2 separate regions of the Homo sapiens genome follow, and region 2 is linked to region 1. The links are chromatin contacts, found by Hi-C or POLR2A ChIA-PET in ENCODE. All regions are on one chromosome and are shown on one strand. Each heading gives the region's core, a stretch centred on a gene start or an enhancer-like site at or near the end of the contact. The rest is flanking DNA. Distances are from core to core; before and after follow the strand shown. Region 1 overlaps CAPZB (capping actin protein of muscle Z-line subunit beta). Region 2 holds the start of SLC66A1 (solute carrier family 66 member 1).

What was found. A loop is a pair of places that touch in the nucleus more often than their neighbours do. ChIA-PET counts read pairs that join two places held with the same protein, here RNA polymerase II (POLR2A). Pooled maps may share reads with other maps.
Region 2: a pooled map shows a loop between it and region 1 (6-fold over the local background). The contact joins the promoter of SLC66A1 here to the enhancer-like site in region 1. A Hi-C loop is called at or near these places in 5 of 37 single-sample maps with no recorded cell type and 7 of 50 pooled maps. POLR2A ChIA-PET finds 5 or more read pairs at or near these places in 1 of 52 experiments (WTC11).

What each region holds. Positions count from the first base shown.
Region 1 is chr1:19,455,827-19,463,083 of GRCh38, reverse strand. All of the region lies in intron 1 of CAPZB (capping actin protein of muscle Z-line subunit beta), which reads left to right. Among named protein-coding and RNA genes, the nearest start is that of CAPZB, 26 kb to the left of the region's middle. RefSeq lists enhancers at 1,175-1,675, 1,676-2,176. Within about 2 kb of position 3,248, at least 9 of the 41 ENCODE cell types and tissues checked have a DNase peak (open chromatin) inside an H3K27ac peak, as active enhancers do.
Region 2 is chr1:19,307,440-19,314,016 of GRCh38, reverse strand. SLC66A1 (solute carrier family 66 member 1) reads right to left here and starts at 1,691. Exons shown (of 8, transcript NM_001040125.2): 1 at 1,128-1,691. AKR7A2 (aldo-keto reductase family 7 member A2) reads left to right here and starts at 1,873. Exons shown (of 7, transcript NM_003689.4): 1 at 1,873-2,190; 2 at 5,375-5,562; 3 at 5,755-5,859. The coding sequence starts at 1,893. RefSeq lists silencers at 1,382-1,471, 1,552-2,191 and an enhancer at 1,783-2,282.

The DNA.
Region 1 (7,257 bases), core at 1,999-4,498:
ATAGGATTTAGGAAACTAAATCTGCTGGATGAGAACAGAAATTACACATTAATGATATCTTCTCTTTGCAGCTGTGCTGTCCACTGGAACTTTCTGTGATGATGGAAATGTTCTATATCTGGGCTGTTCCATAATCACTATCCACATACAGCTCTTGAGCACTTGAAATGTGGCTAGTGTGATTGAGGAACTGAATATTTGGTTTTATTTCATTTTAGTGGACTGAAATTTCAGTATCAGTGAATTCAATTTGATAAATTGAAATTATCGAAGGCTAGTGGCTGCCTTAGCGAACAGTGCGGGTGCTGATGAATGTTGACTCCCATTGAGAACTTTTCTTTAAAGAATTCTTCTGGATAGGAGCCAGAGGGAATGCCATTCAACTGGACCTGTTTTTAACTGTTTTGAAGCACATTAGGTGAATAGGTGAATATGTTGTTTCATATGTGGTTATTATTTATTCAATGCGCTTACTTCGTGCCTACTATTTTTTAAACACTGCAGTAAATGCTGTTGGACTATCAGGAGTTATCTAACATGCTTACCCTCCTTGGGCCTCAGTTTCCCCACCTGTATTGAGGGTTTGGACCAGATGACTTTTTTTAATTTTAATTTTTTTTTTTTTTGAGACGGAGTCTCACTCTGTCGCCCAGGCTAGAGTGCAGTGGCACGATCTCAGCTCACTGCAAGCTCCGCCTCCCAGGTTCACGCCATTCTCCTGCCTCAGCCTCCTGAGTAGCTGGGACTACAGGCGCCCGCCACCACGCCTGGCTAATTTTTTTTTTTTGTATTTTTAGTAGAGACGGGGTTTCACCGTGTTAGCCAGGATGGTCTCAATCTCCTGACCTCGTGATCCACCTGCCTCGGCCTCCCAAAGTGCTAGTATTACAGGCATGAGCCACCGCGCCTGGCCTTAATTTTTTTTTTTTAAAGAGATGGGGTATCTTGCCCAGGCTGGAGTGCAGTGGCTCATTCACAGGTGTGATCACAGCTCACTGCAGCCTCAAAGCCCTGGGCTCAGGTGATCCTCCTTCCTCAGCCTCCTGAGTAGCCGAGACTGCAGGTCCCTTCTTGTGCAGTCATTTTTATGATTGTATCATTAATAGAATCAGTAGTAATAGCACATATTTATTCATTGCTGTGTGCCAGAGACAGTATTCAAGACATTAAGTCAATGCATCATCTCACTTAAATGTAATGACTTAATCTTCATTCACCCCAGTGAGCTAGGTGTTATTATCCTAGTTTTAGAGACAAGAAAACTGAGGCTCAGTGAGGGTAGGTAATTCGCCTGTTATGATGTTTCTGGTGATCCATAGCATTCGGATTCCTACTCAGGCTTGCCCCATTCCAAACTCTTCTTCAGTTAAGTATTTATGCAGTGGCTTCTAAAAGATAGATTTCGTTTCCATAAACACTTAAAACTCTTATTTTAAGTAAAAGTTCCATCAGGTTTTTACAAAAATAGATTTTACCCTAGTGCTCAAGTCAAGGGGGCAATGGCCCTGCGGGTTTAGGATTTAGGATGAGGTGAGCAGGAAGCATGCGTGGAAGCCAGCTCATGCCCCTCATGCATATTCACGAAGGGCCTGCTTCTGTGAAACAGACCCCGACTGGAGTGCCTCTGGATGCCCATGCTCAGCTCAGGCTGGGTGAAGCTCCGCCTCAGCCAGGAGCTCCAAGGAGTGGCAGGTGGGTCGGGGGAGAGAGAAGGAGGCAGAGCCTGGTCCTACAACGTTCAGTTGTCCCTCTGTGTGACCTATGCTGAGGGTTGCCAGTTTGCAAAGCAACAGTGACCTATGCTGAGGCTTGCCAGTTTGGACCTGAAAGTGGGCTCCACCCCCTGCTTACTAGCTGGGTGACCTTGTGCAAGTCCCTTCACCTCTCTAAGCCCATATGAAGATCCATTCTCCCATCCACTAACAATACTTCTGGAGGCTCAGCCCATGAGCCACGTGCTGTGCTGGAACCCGCCCCTCCCCCCCCCGCCCCCGCCCAGGGGTGAATAAGAGACAGCTGCTCTGCCTACTTGAAGCTTGCATCTGAGTGAAGATGAACTTTCCTTTCCCAGCCTTGAGAGAGGGAGGCTGAGCTCAGTAGCTCAGCTCCTGGGTTGGTTTTGAACAGTAAATGATCTAGGTACCTGGCCAGCACAGCTCCTGGTGCCCCTTTCCTGAAGGCTAACAATGCAGTTCAAATTATATGCTTATGCATGTTCAGAACACAGTAGACATCATGTGTCGGTGGGTGTTGAGCTGGGGTCCCTGGCTGCCTGTTGCTCTTAAGGAGTGATACAGCCATCCTCCCCTATCCGTGGGGAATGTGTGCCAAGACCCCGAGTGGATGCCTGAAACTGCGGTTAGTACCGTTGATCAGAACTTGGTGGCTCATGCCTGTAATCCCTGCACTCTGTGATGCTGAGGTGGGTGGATCGCTTGAGCTCAGGAGCTTGAGACCAGCCGGGGCAACATCTCCACCAAAAATACAAAAAAAAAAAAAAAAAAAAAAAGCCTGGGCACAGTGGCTCACGCCTGTAATCCTAGCACTTTGGGAGGCCGAGGCAGGTGGATCACGAGGTCAAGAGATCGAGACCATCCTGGCTAACACGGTGAAACCTGTCTCTACTAAAAATACAAAAAATTAGCCGGGCGCGGTGGCGGGCACCTGTAGTCCCAGCTACTCGGGAGGCTGAGGCAGGAGAATGGTGTGAACCCGGGAGGCAGAGCTTGCAGTGAGCTGAGATCGCGCCACAGTGCTGTAGCCTGGGCGACAGAGCGAGACTCCGTCTCATAAAAAAACAAACAAACAAAAAACCAATACTGTTCATGTCTTCCACTCACAAATTTAATGCCTTTTCCATCTTAACTAAGCACTTACTACACACTGTGGCTGTAACTTTTGCAGTTTGAGGTGTGACAGTAAAACTAGCATTTATTTTTCCTTCACAATTTTACAGATAGAAGGTTTGTTCTTACTGTAGATCTTAGTAACCTCAGCATACAGTTTTTTTTCGTTCCTTATTAGATCAAGAACTTTCACCTTTTCACTTAAAGGAAGCATTTGGCAACTTCTCTTTGGGATAATGGAATTGACAGCATCACTACTCTTGCGCTTTGGGGCCATTATTAAGTCAGATAAGGGTGACTTGAACACAAGGACTGCAACTGTGTGATCACTAAGAAGGCAACTACGTGACTATGGGGTGGGCGGTGTAGACAGTGGATTCACTGGATAAAGGGATGATTTACGTCTGGGGCGGTACAGCAGGATGTCATCATGCTACTCAGAGCCGTGGGAAATTTTGAACTTCTGAATTGTTCATTTCTAGAGTTTTTCACTTAATATTTTCAGACCACTGTTGACTGTGGGTAATTGAAACTGCAGAAAGTGAAACTGCAGGTAAGGGGGACTGTTTTACTCTTCTTCAACCAAGTGGAAGGGTGGACGATGTGGCTAAAGCTCCCAGCACAGTGCCCGGCCCACAGTGGCTGTCCGGGTACTGGCATTTCTTTCTCCCAGCCCCTATCCCGTTTTTTGGATGAAGAAATTCTACCCCAGGTGTGGGGGCTGAGAGGCTGAGCAAGGCGTGGTAGAAGGTTTTAAAAAAATCAATCAAAGCAGGTCTCCTATTTTCTCTCTTTAAAAATATTTTAATCTCCGAATTGTCTTTCTGCCTGCAAAAGTAATGCTTATTTTATTTAAATAACACAGAACTTTAACAACTTTAACGACTTTTCATTCTACCCCTGAGATACTGCTAAGACTTTGATAGACATTTGTTGAGGTGTTTTCTGTGCCTGTGTTTGAATGATTTTTAAATGGCTCTACCCATACAGGTGGTTGTTCAGCCTGTTCTTTTCAGTGTGTTCTTTCCATCCTTTTTACTTTGTTGAGTAAAATTAGCCTTGTCCTCAGGCCAGCAAAGGGAAGCAAACATCCTTTAAGACTCTGGCCTGGAAAAATGGGACCTGGTTGAAGGTGGAGGAGGCCTTTGGAAGGGCAGGCAGGCGGGAGGGTCAGGCCCGTGGGGTGGCACTTTCCCTACCACACCTTCCTGCCAACGGTCTCCTGCCAACAGACTTTGCCTGCTGGCTTTCCTGACCTGGTGAGCTGTTTCTGCCCTTCGAATGTTCCACATGGAGGTGCCCTCTCCACCTAGTAGTTAAAAAGGAGAAGCCTGCCTGCATTTTTCAGAATTGGGCTTAAATGTGGTGAAACTGACTTTGGTCATTTTGTTTCTGTCCGTTGCTTCACACCTTAGAAGGATTTCTCTCCTTTTTGGATTACAGAATTCTGAGGACTGCTTTTAGACCACTCTATTTGTGTGTCACATGTGTTTACAGATCTGTCCTTAGACATTGAAGAGGGGTGGTAGCGCAGAGCAGGGGCAGATACTGTGAACATCTAAAGTTATTAAACCTTGCATAAGGCTGGGCATGGTGGCTCACGCCTGTAATCCCAGCACTTTGGGAGGCTGAGGCGAGCGGATCACCTGAGGTCAGGAGTTAAAGACCAGCCTGCCCAACATGGCGAAACCCCGTCTCTACTAAAAGTACAAAAAATTAGCCAGGCTTGGTGGCAGGCACCTGTAATCCCAGCTACTTGGGAGGCTGAGGCAGGAGAATCACTTGAACCCGGGAGGTGGAGGGTTGCAGTGAGCTGAGATCGCACCACTGCACTCCAGCCTGGGCAACAGGAGTGAAACTCCGTCTCAAAATTAAGCAAACAAACAAAACAAAACAAAACTTGGATAAATACTTTCATAAAAGTATTAAAGCTTTCATAAAAATACTTTCATAAAAGTATTAAAACTTTCAAAAAATATTATGTTGACCCATGTGAAAGTGCCACTTGTGTAGGTCAGAAATGGCTGTGTGTTGGCAATTTCATGTAGTTCAACTTAATAAAGCATCATTGTGGAAAGCTCAGATCACAGAAGGAAAAAAGTCACTTGCACCAGTTTAGTGTTTTTTTTTTTTTTTTTGGCAACTCCTTTTATTTCTTATATACATGAGGTTTTTGATTAGTTGTGGTCATAGGCTACATATAATTATTCATCTTCCTTTTTAAAAATTATTATGACCTAAGACTTTTCCCACATTATCAGGAAGTCCTTACAACCATCATTGCTTACTGGCTGTTTACTCCTTAAACATCAGATGGCAGGGGGGTAACTTCCCTGATGTTGCCCTTTAGGTTTTTTCCAGTTGTTGTTGTTTTTCTTTTTTTTCCTTATAAGCGATGTCACAGTGACTGGTCCTTCTGAAGTGGTTTCTGTGTTTGGATTCCCAGGAGTAACGTTACCGTGCCACAGTATGAACACTTTTACAGCTCTTGACAAATTCTGCCAAGTTGCTTTCCAAAGTGTCAGGCCGATTCATAACACCGTCCGCAGTGTGAGCATCAGGTTATTGCTTCTTTGTTAACACTGGGCGCTTTTCTCCCTTAATTTCTAATTTAGTCAGCAGTACATCGTCCCTCATTTTTCACTTGTATGTCTTCACTTGGCAAAGTTGAATATTTTTGTGCATATGTGTTTGCGGGTTGCAATGTCATTTCTCTCCACCTTTGAGCCATGTGCTTAAATATGCTTGTACCAAATTAGAGAATTATCAGTACATAGTATTGTAAGAGCTCCTCAAGCATGCGGTGGATCACACAGTGCCCTCTGAGCCAGCCTGTGCGCCATTGTTTGGGGAATTAAAGGTGCCTAATTAGTGCGATCAAGCCCGGAAGCGAGCACTGCGGACCTTGTCTGTAGTCTCTGGGGCCCACTGGTGATGTCTGTGTCATCTTCTACCTTCAACTGTGCTGTGAACCCAGTTGAAATTTGATCACATTACAGTATGGCTAAGGGGCCTAATCAGCCGTAAACCTCAGGAAATTCAAAAATTAGAGAGTCCATTAATCCCAAGGCCCCTCCCTTTGTGAGTGTCTCTAATTCCCCTTTGGTTTGCTCGCTTTTCCCGCTGTGCTTTAGTTCCAACAAGACTTGGGTAGAATGACTGCCTTTTTTCTGGAACTTCCTGCCTTTCTGGGGTTAACCCTAACCCTTTAGGCTACCCTCCAACACACACAGAGCTAATCTCTAAGTAATAGTTTGGAATGCTGGTCCATTTCCTGGATGAAAATCTTCAAGAGTGCCCTGCTCAAATGAGTATAATGACCTTTATTAGTGCTCTTACCATCTTCTGTCCTGGAGGAATACAGATGACCCATGCAACAATACCTTTTGCTGAAGTTGTGTTTGAGATTTAAGCATCATCTTCCCTTCTCCCTTTATAACATTATTGGGTTTTTGTTAGGTTTGGGATTCCTGTGATCTGAGCAGCCCCTGCCATCGGCCGCTCTGTTTGCCTTTCCCAAATAGACTCCATGGGCAGCCCCAGTGAAATAGTCTGTTCGAGGATGTCACGTTGTGGGATGGTCTGATCCTTAAAGACAGGCTGGGTCTGTGGGCTGGAGTATTCTTGCTCTGAATTTTTTTCTGTACGGGGGAATCGTGCATGGGTAGGGGGATAGTTCTGCATTCCATGTGAGGCAGTCGATGAACCAAGAACACCTACGTTGAAGGGAACCCAAGACTGGGATATTGAGGCTAACGCTGGAAAGATGGTCCTGTTGTATACCAGTCTCTGTGTGAAACCAGAGATTATCTTGTGGGATTTATTTTTTTAAAAAACTAGTTTCCAATGGAATACCTGATCCTGGCTTGGATTTGCACCTGACCCTCTTCTTAGAGGTGTCATTAGTATTCAGATTATTTTAAAATTTCTTTTGTTTACTTCTCAAAGCTCTTGCTTCTCTCTTCAATGTGTTCTGTTTACTATAGCAGCAGATTGTTGGTTGCCCTTAAAATTATGAGCCTTGTGGACCGGGCCTGGTGGTTCACACCTGTAATTTCAGCACTTTGGGAGGCCAAGGCAGGCACATCACTTGAGGCCAGGAGTTCAAGGCCAGCCTGGCCAACATGGCAAAACTCCATCTCTACCAAAAATGCAAAAATTAGCCAGACATGATGGTGCGCGCCTGTAGTCCCAGCTACTTGGGAGGCTGAGGCAGGAGAACCGCTTGAACCCAGGAGGCAGAGGTTGCAGAGCTGAGATCGTGCCACTGCACTCCACCCTGGGCAACAGAGTGAGACTTGGTCTGAAAAACAAATAAACAAGAGCCTTGCATATAAGAATCTTATAAAATGTAGGAAACTGGCCCTTGTTTTTCCTGTGTATATAACTTGCTTGAGATTGTGACCTATTC
Region 2 (6,577 bases), core at 442-2,941, 150 kb after region 1:
ACCCTTGGAGGGTGCATGTTCAAAATTTGGAGTCAGTGCACCTGGGCTGGGGCTTAGAGATTCTGGGTTTAAGAAGCCCTCCAGCGATTCTGCTCCATCTAGTGCACTTTGAGAAAGGTTGGGCTGGAGATGACATCTCCTGCCACACCCAAACTCCTCTCCCTGATCCCAAGCTGAGTCAGGGTGCTTCGGGCACATGATCACAGCCAATCATGTGTCCACCTTTGTCTACAGGATGAAGTCCAAATTACCTGAGGCTAGGCCTCAAGTTACTCCAAGAACTGCCCTCCCAACCTTATCTCCTGCCTCCTGACCCACGTCTTCAGTCATTTCAGGTCTCCAGGCTTCTGCACGTGCCATCTCTTCCCCTAGAAGTGTCCTGCTCCCCTTCAAGGGCCTGGTCATGAGATAAGAAGACTCACTTCTAAATTGCCCTTTCAAAGATGCCCCATGAGAGCTGGCTGGACAGGACCTTCCACCTCCTCCTCTCCCCTTGTCCACACACCTGAAGAACGCTACCACCGTCCTCTGCGACCACTGTCTTTGAAACGTACTCTCCCCACCCTGGGTTGTGCATTTCTTATTCTCCAGGTGTAAACACACCTAGAGGTTCAGCAAATGTTGAGAGACAGTGAGAGAAAGAGAGAGGTAGAGAGAAGGACAGAGTGAAGAAGAGAGGAAACGGGTGAGAAAGGAGAAAGGGTGGAAGAGAGAGAAGAGGAAGGAAAGGAGAAAGGAAGGGGAGAAAGCTGTGAGCTCGAACAGCCCAGGGTTGAGGAGAAAAGCACTCTGGAACAGACCTGCCCGATGCCTACCAGTCTGGAACTCAAGTGATTGAGCTTCGTAGTTCTCATCTGAAAAGTAGGGGAATAATGCAATACCCACCACCTAGGCTGACTGCAGAGTTAAATGAGACAATCCAGGCCAAGCGATTACAAGGGTGCCTGGCACTGGCACTCAACACCAACAGCCCAAAATGACTATTATTTGTTCTCATTGTAGCCCCTCCAGCGTCCGGGCACACAGGCGCCTTCAGTAAGCGTTGATTAGACATGACCTGTGACCCAGGCCCGGGACCCCTCACACTTCCAGACTCAGACTCTCCATTTACACGTTTGGAAACCTACCCTAAGCACGGCGTGGGAGGAGGCAGTGTAGGCCCTCGGTCCCTGCAGACCTGGGGAGATTGTGGAGGGAGGAGCGTCCCAGCTCGGGGCTACCACCCACTCCAGGCCTCGGCGTCCTCGGCCACAGCTCCCTCCTGGTGACTCAGCCCGGCGCGGGCCGCCTGTTTGGAGGGATAATGATAGGACAGCTGCTGGGGCCAGCGCCGCGAGGGCCCCTCGCCCGGCCGGCCCGGGAAAAACGAAGCCATCAGATGCCAAGGGGCCGGTCGGCCGGGGCAGGGCAACTCCTGGCCAGGCCAGCTCGAGAGGCCGCGCTGGTCGCCTTTGAGGTGGGGGGCCACTGGCTGCGGATTCCCGAGGGCCACCCAGTCCCGGCCCGGAGCCTCGTCCCACGATATCGCGCCACAAGGAGGGCGCAGGAGCCGGGACAGTCCAGCGGCCGGAGGAGAGGGCTGGAAGGATGTGGCAGGGAAGCCCAGGAGCCCCGACCCCCAGCCGTGAAGTTTGCCACCTGCCCCCGGTCCGGCTCACCACGTCCAGATCCGCCGCCAGGGCCCAGCTTCTGGGTCAAGGCCCGCCGGGTCAGCTGACCGCGCGCCACCGCCCCCGCGGGAACCGCAGGCCCCGCCCCCACGCCGCGCGCTGGGCTGACCGGGCCTGGAGGCGCCGCTGGGGCCGCGCCTGTTGTCCCCGCCCCCAACTGCCTCCGCGCTCCTCCCCGGCATGGGCGGGGCCCCCGGCTCCCAACGCGCAGGCGCCGCTGCTATGCTGAGTGCCGCGTCTCGCGTAGTCTCCCGCGCCGCCGTCCACTGCGCGCTTCGCTCTCCGCCGCCCGAGGCCCGCGCGCTCGCCATGTCCCGGCCACCGCCACCGCGGGTCGCCTCGGTGCTGGGCACCATGGAGATGGGGCGCCGCATGGACGCGCCCGCCAGCGCCGCGGCCGTGCGCGCCTTTCTGGAGCGCGGCCACACCGAACTGGACACGGCCTTCATGTACAGCGACGGCCAGTCCGAGACCATCCTGGGCGGCCTGGGGCTCGGGCTGGGCGGTGGCGACTGCAGAGGTAACAGTAGCTGCAGATCCTCCCCATGCATCGTGTAGAGCTGAGCCTGTCCCCAGCCGTGCACCACCCCGCTCGGGCCCGGCCGCGGGCAGCACCGACGGATTCGTCCCTCGCTCCCCACCCCAGGTCCACCCCGCAGCTCTGGGAACCCCGGGACAACTAGACAGTGCTTTGCCCTGACTCCTTTCCCCCACTCTCCTTCCCTTGGGAGTTGCAGCGCGAGAGTCTCCCCCCAGCCTGGTCTGACCCATCGCTTCCCACCTCCATTGATGCCCCCGCCTCCAAACCTGCCAGGTGCCCACAACCGGTCCCCACCCAGGCTCTCCCCCTTTTCTCTACCCCTTCGTTACCATCATCACGCATGCACACCCTGGGCACCCTTTTCTCATCCTGGCCTTTTCTTAACCACTAGAATTTGACCTGTGCAGCTGGCAGTACCTCTGCCTCTCTCAGGGAGAACTGTGGCGATGCCGTAAGGCTGGCTGGGAGAGTAGGAGTGTTAGGGAGTGCGGACGGGTCAGGGTGTAGGGACTTTCTATCCACTCTATGCCAGGCTTTGACTTGGGGCCATAGGAGGGAAAGTGATTCCAGCCCTCCACAGGGAGTTCAGAGTCTAATGAGGAAGATTGAAGTAATGATTGCTGGAGAGCCCAGAAGAGAGAGTACTTTAGGGAGCTGCAGGCCGGGGAGAGGCACTAGGGAAGGCTCAGCAAATGCTGGATGGAGCTCAGCCTTAAAGGCTCAATGGTAGGTTGGAGGAGAACAAGAGAAAGGAACATTAGAGTCTGTGCAAAGACTTGGTTTGGAAATGCAATGTGCGTGATGTGTGAAAGGAAGGCCACTGGGCAGGTGGGGCTTGAGTGGAGGATGGAGGGGACTGTCCCTCGTGAGCCTGGTGCCCTTGATAGCCCTTGGGAGGGTGCCTGGCACTCAGTGAGGGCCCAGGGAACGTGGGCTGTTACCCTTACCATGCTTCACCCACTGGACTATCCTGAGGCTGTTGCTCCCCACCCCTGAGGAGAGGTTCTCTCTGGGTCCTCCTGAGTCATAGCGCTTGGGGGGTCGGGGGGAAAAGAGGGCAAATGTGAATCTCAGGCCCACGCTGTTTCTAGTTCACCTGGCTGCATGTTGTTGTTTTTGTTATTATTATTATTTGAGACGGAATCTTGCTCTGTCACCCAGGGTGGAGTGCAATGGCACGATCTCAGCTCACTGCAACCTCTGCCTCAGCCTCCCAAGTAACTGGGATTACAGGTGCACACGGCCACGCCCAGCTAATTTTTGTATTTTTAGTAGAGATGGGGTTTCACCATATTGGCCAGGCTGGTCTTCAACTCCTGACCTCAAGTGATCTGCCCACCTCAGCCTCCCAAAGTGCTGGGATTATAGGTGTAAGCCACCACGCCCGGCCACGTTACATACTATTAATAATGAAGATTTTGTTCCTGAGTTGGTTTTTCTTCTCTAACCCTTCCCCGCTTCCGTCTTTGGGGCCAGGAGCTCACTGAACCAAAGTCCTCAGGCCAGGCCTGAGGCACAGTTCATGCCAAGAATGCCTGGGGCGTTGTGGGGAAATGGAGAAAATCTGGATGAGAAACTGTGGAACTTGTTCTGTCCCATATCCCAACTGATCTCGTGACACCCTTCTGAGCTACTGAGCTGACTTTGCTAAGTATGAAAAGTGCAGAATCCATCCCCCAACCAATCCAGACAGCTGGGGTTCTTTTTTTTTGTTTTGTTTTTTGTTTTTTGACACAGAGTCTCACTCTGTCGCCCAGGCTGGAGTGCAGTAGCACAATCTGGACTCACTGCAACCTCTGCCTCCCAGGTTCAAGTGATTCTCCTGCCTCAGCCTCCTAAGTAGCTGGGGTTACAGGCACGTGCCACCACGCCTGGCTAATTTTTGTATTTTTAGTAGAGACAGAGTTTCACCATGTTGGCCAAGGCTGGTCTCGAACTCCTGACCTCAGGTGATCCACCCACTTCAGCCTCCGAAAGTGCTGGGATTACAGGCGTGAGCTACCTTTCCTGGCCCAGCTGGGGTTCTTTTTTAATTTTTATTTTTGTAGAGGGAGGGTCTTGCTACATTGTCCAGGATTATCTCAAACTCTTGGGCTCAAGTAATTCTCCCTACTCAGCCTCCCAAAGTACTCCCAAACTAGGTTTACAGACTTGAGCCACTACATCTGGACCAACAGCTGGGGTTCTTTATAGGGGAAAGAATAGTGCAGAATTAACTCATTTCCAAGCTGCTCGGATGCAGAACACTGTTGTCATAGCGATGTGTCCCTACAGTGTTTGGATATATGCTCATGCTTCTGTGAGTCAGGAAGGGGAGGGGAGAATTATAATTACATTCTGCTCAGTTTGCCTTCTAAGCTCTCAAGTTGATCTCTACCACTGGGCCACATTTATGTGGCTGCTTCGCTTTCCTAAACTCTTCCAGGCCTGCCCCCTTGACTTCTTTCTCTATACTGCAGCCAAGTGTGAACACAGGTGACCGGTTCACACCCTGACAAAATCTGGAATGATCAAGTTCAGATTCAGTGGGATGGTATTTAAGAACTTTTGGGATGAGGTCTGTCCCTGTCTCTTGTCCTACGTCCCACTGCTCCTTGCTCTAGAATTTATGCTCTTATAACTTAGACTTGAAGGTTTGGAGCCTCACATAGTGTTTTTTTGCCTCTTTGACTTTGCATGGGTTCCCATGCTCTGGAGTGTACTTCCTGCTCTTCCTTGTTGGCTGGGACTCTGGGAGTGATCCCCTAGAGAAAGCCTTCCCTGGAGTCTCCAAGTTGGCTTCATGCATCTCATCTGGGCTCCTTGGCATCGTGTGCCTTTCCCTCCTGTGCTTACCATATTGTACCATCATCCTCTAGGGCTCCAGGAGGGCAGAGATCCATTGTGTTCAGTTCATCTCTGCATACTCAGTCTCTAGTGCAAGGCCTGGCACAGCCAGCAGGTTGGTGACTAATGATAGTTATTCTAATAGGTGAACATTGAGAACTCACATATATGACATTATTTAATCCCCAGGACCTCCCAATGAGGACAGTTTGATTATTATCACCCCATTTTACAGATCATACAATTGAGGCCAAGAGAATATTAGTAATTTAGCCAGGGTTACATGGTTAGCAAATGGCTCTAATAGGTCACTTAACCATTCCATTCTCTCTCCAAGTGAAAATTGCCACCAAGGCCAACCCTTGGGATGGAAAATCACTAAAGCCTGACAGTGTCCGGTCCCAGCTGGAGACGTCATTGAAGAGGCTGCAGTGTCCCCAAGTGGACCTCTTCTACCTACACGCACCTGACCACGGCACCCCGGTGGAAGAGACGCTGCATGCCTGCCAGCGGCTGCACCAGGAGGTGAGGGGGCCCTCCGAGCTCCAAAGGTGGGCTCCTGCTCCTTTCTTTATCCTGATCCTACTCATGAGAGCAGAGGCACCAGGGCAGTCCCAGGGTGGGGCAGGGAATAGCCCCATTCCCTGGGGCCCCACCCTGGCCTCCCCTTCCTGGTCTGGGCTACACTGCGTTCTGACTGGAGCCTCACCCATGCAGGGCAAGTTCGTGGAGCTTGGCCTCTCCAACTATGCTAGCTGGGAAGTGGCCGAGATCTGTACCCTCTGCAAGAGCAATGGCTGGATCCTGCCCACTGTGTACCAGGTGAGGGCCGGGGCTGCAGAGGCCAAGGTCTCCAGGACTCCTGCTAATCCTGGGCTCTCTTTGCCCCCCTGACTGCCCCCTGTGCCGTCTGCATAGCAGCCACTCCCCTGCTGAAAGCCTGCAGATGGCTCCCATGTACCCTCAGGATGCCATTCAAGCTCCTCAGCCTGGCCACTGGGCATCTGCTTCCTTCCTGCCTATCTGTGCACCTTGGACCCTTCCTTCCCCACCTCCTTTCATACTTCAGCCTGGAACACATTTCCCCTGCCCTCCTCCCTGGGAGAAGCACTCAGGCCTTACATAGAGGTCTCCTCCTCTGGAAGCCTTTCTAGACAGCCCCATAGGAGTCTCCAGTCTCCAAATCTCATCTTCATACATTCAGCGAGTACTTTCCAGCTCCTTGTTTGATTGTAGAACCTAACTTTATTGTAATTAACTGCCTTCCTTGTCTATTTTTTTAAACTTGAGTAAACATCTCCTGGAAGCAGGGATTTTGTGATACCTACTTGTGGTTGTAACCAGTGTCCAGCATGGAGTTCATACAGCAGATATTTGTGGAAAGATACCATTCCACTTCAATTTTCTGTCCTTGGGCCCAACACCTTCCCTCCATCCCCTACTAACAGTAGTGATGTTAGAATATTGCTGAAGTCCTGGGCCGGTGTTGCTTTAGAGGTTTGAAAGTGGAAGGCAACAGTTCCTTCTCTTGACATGTCCA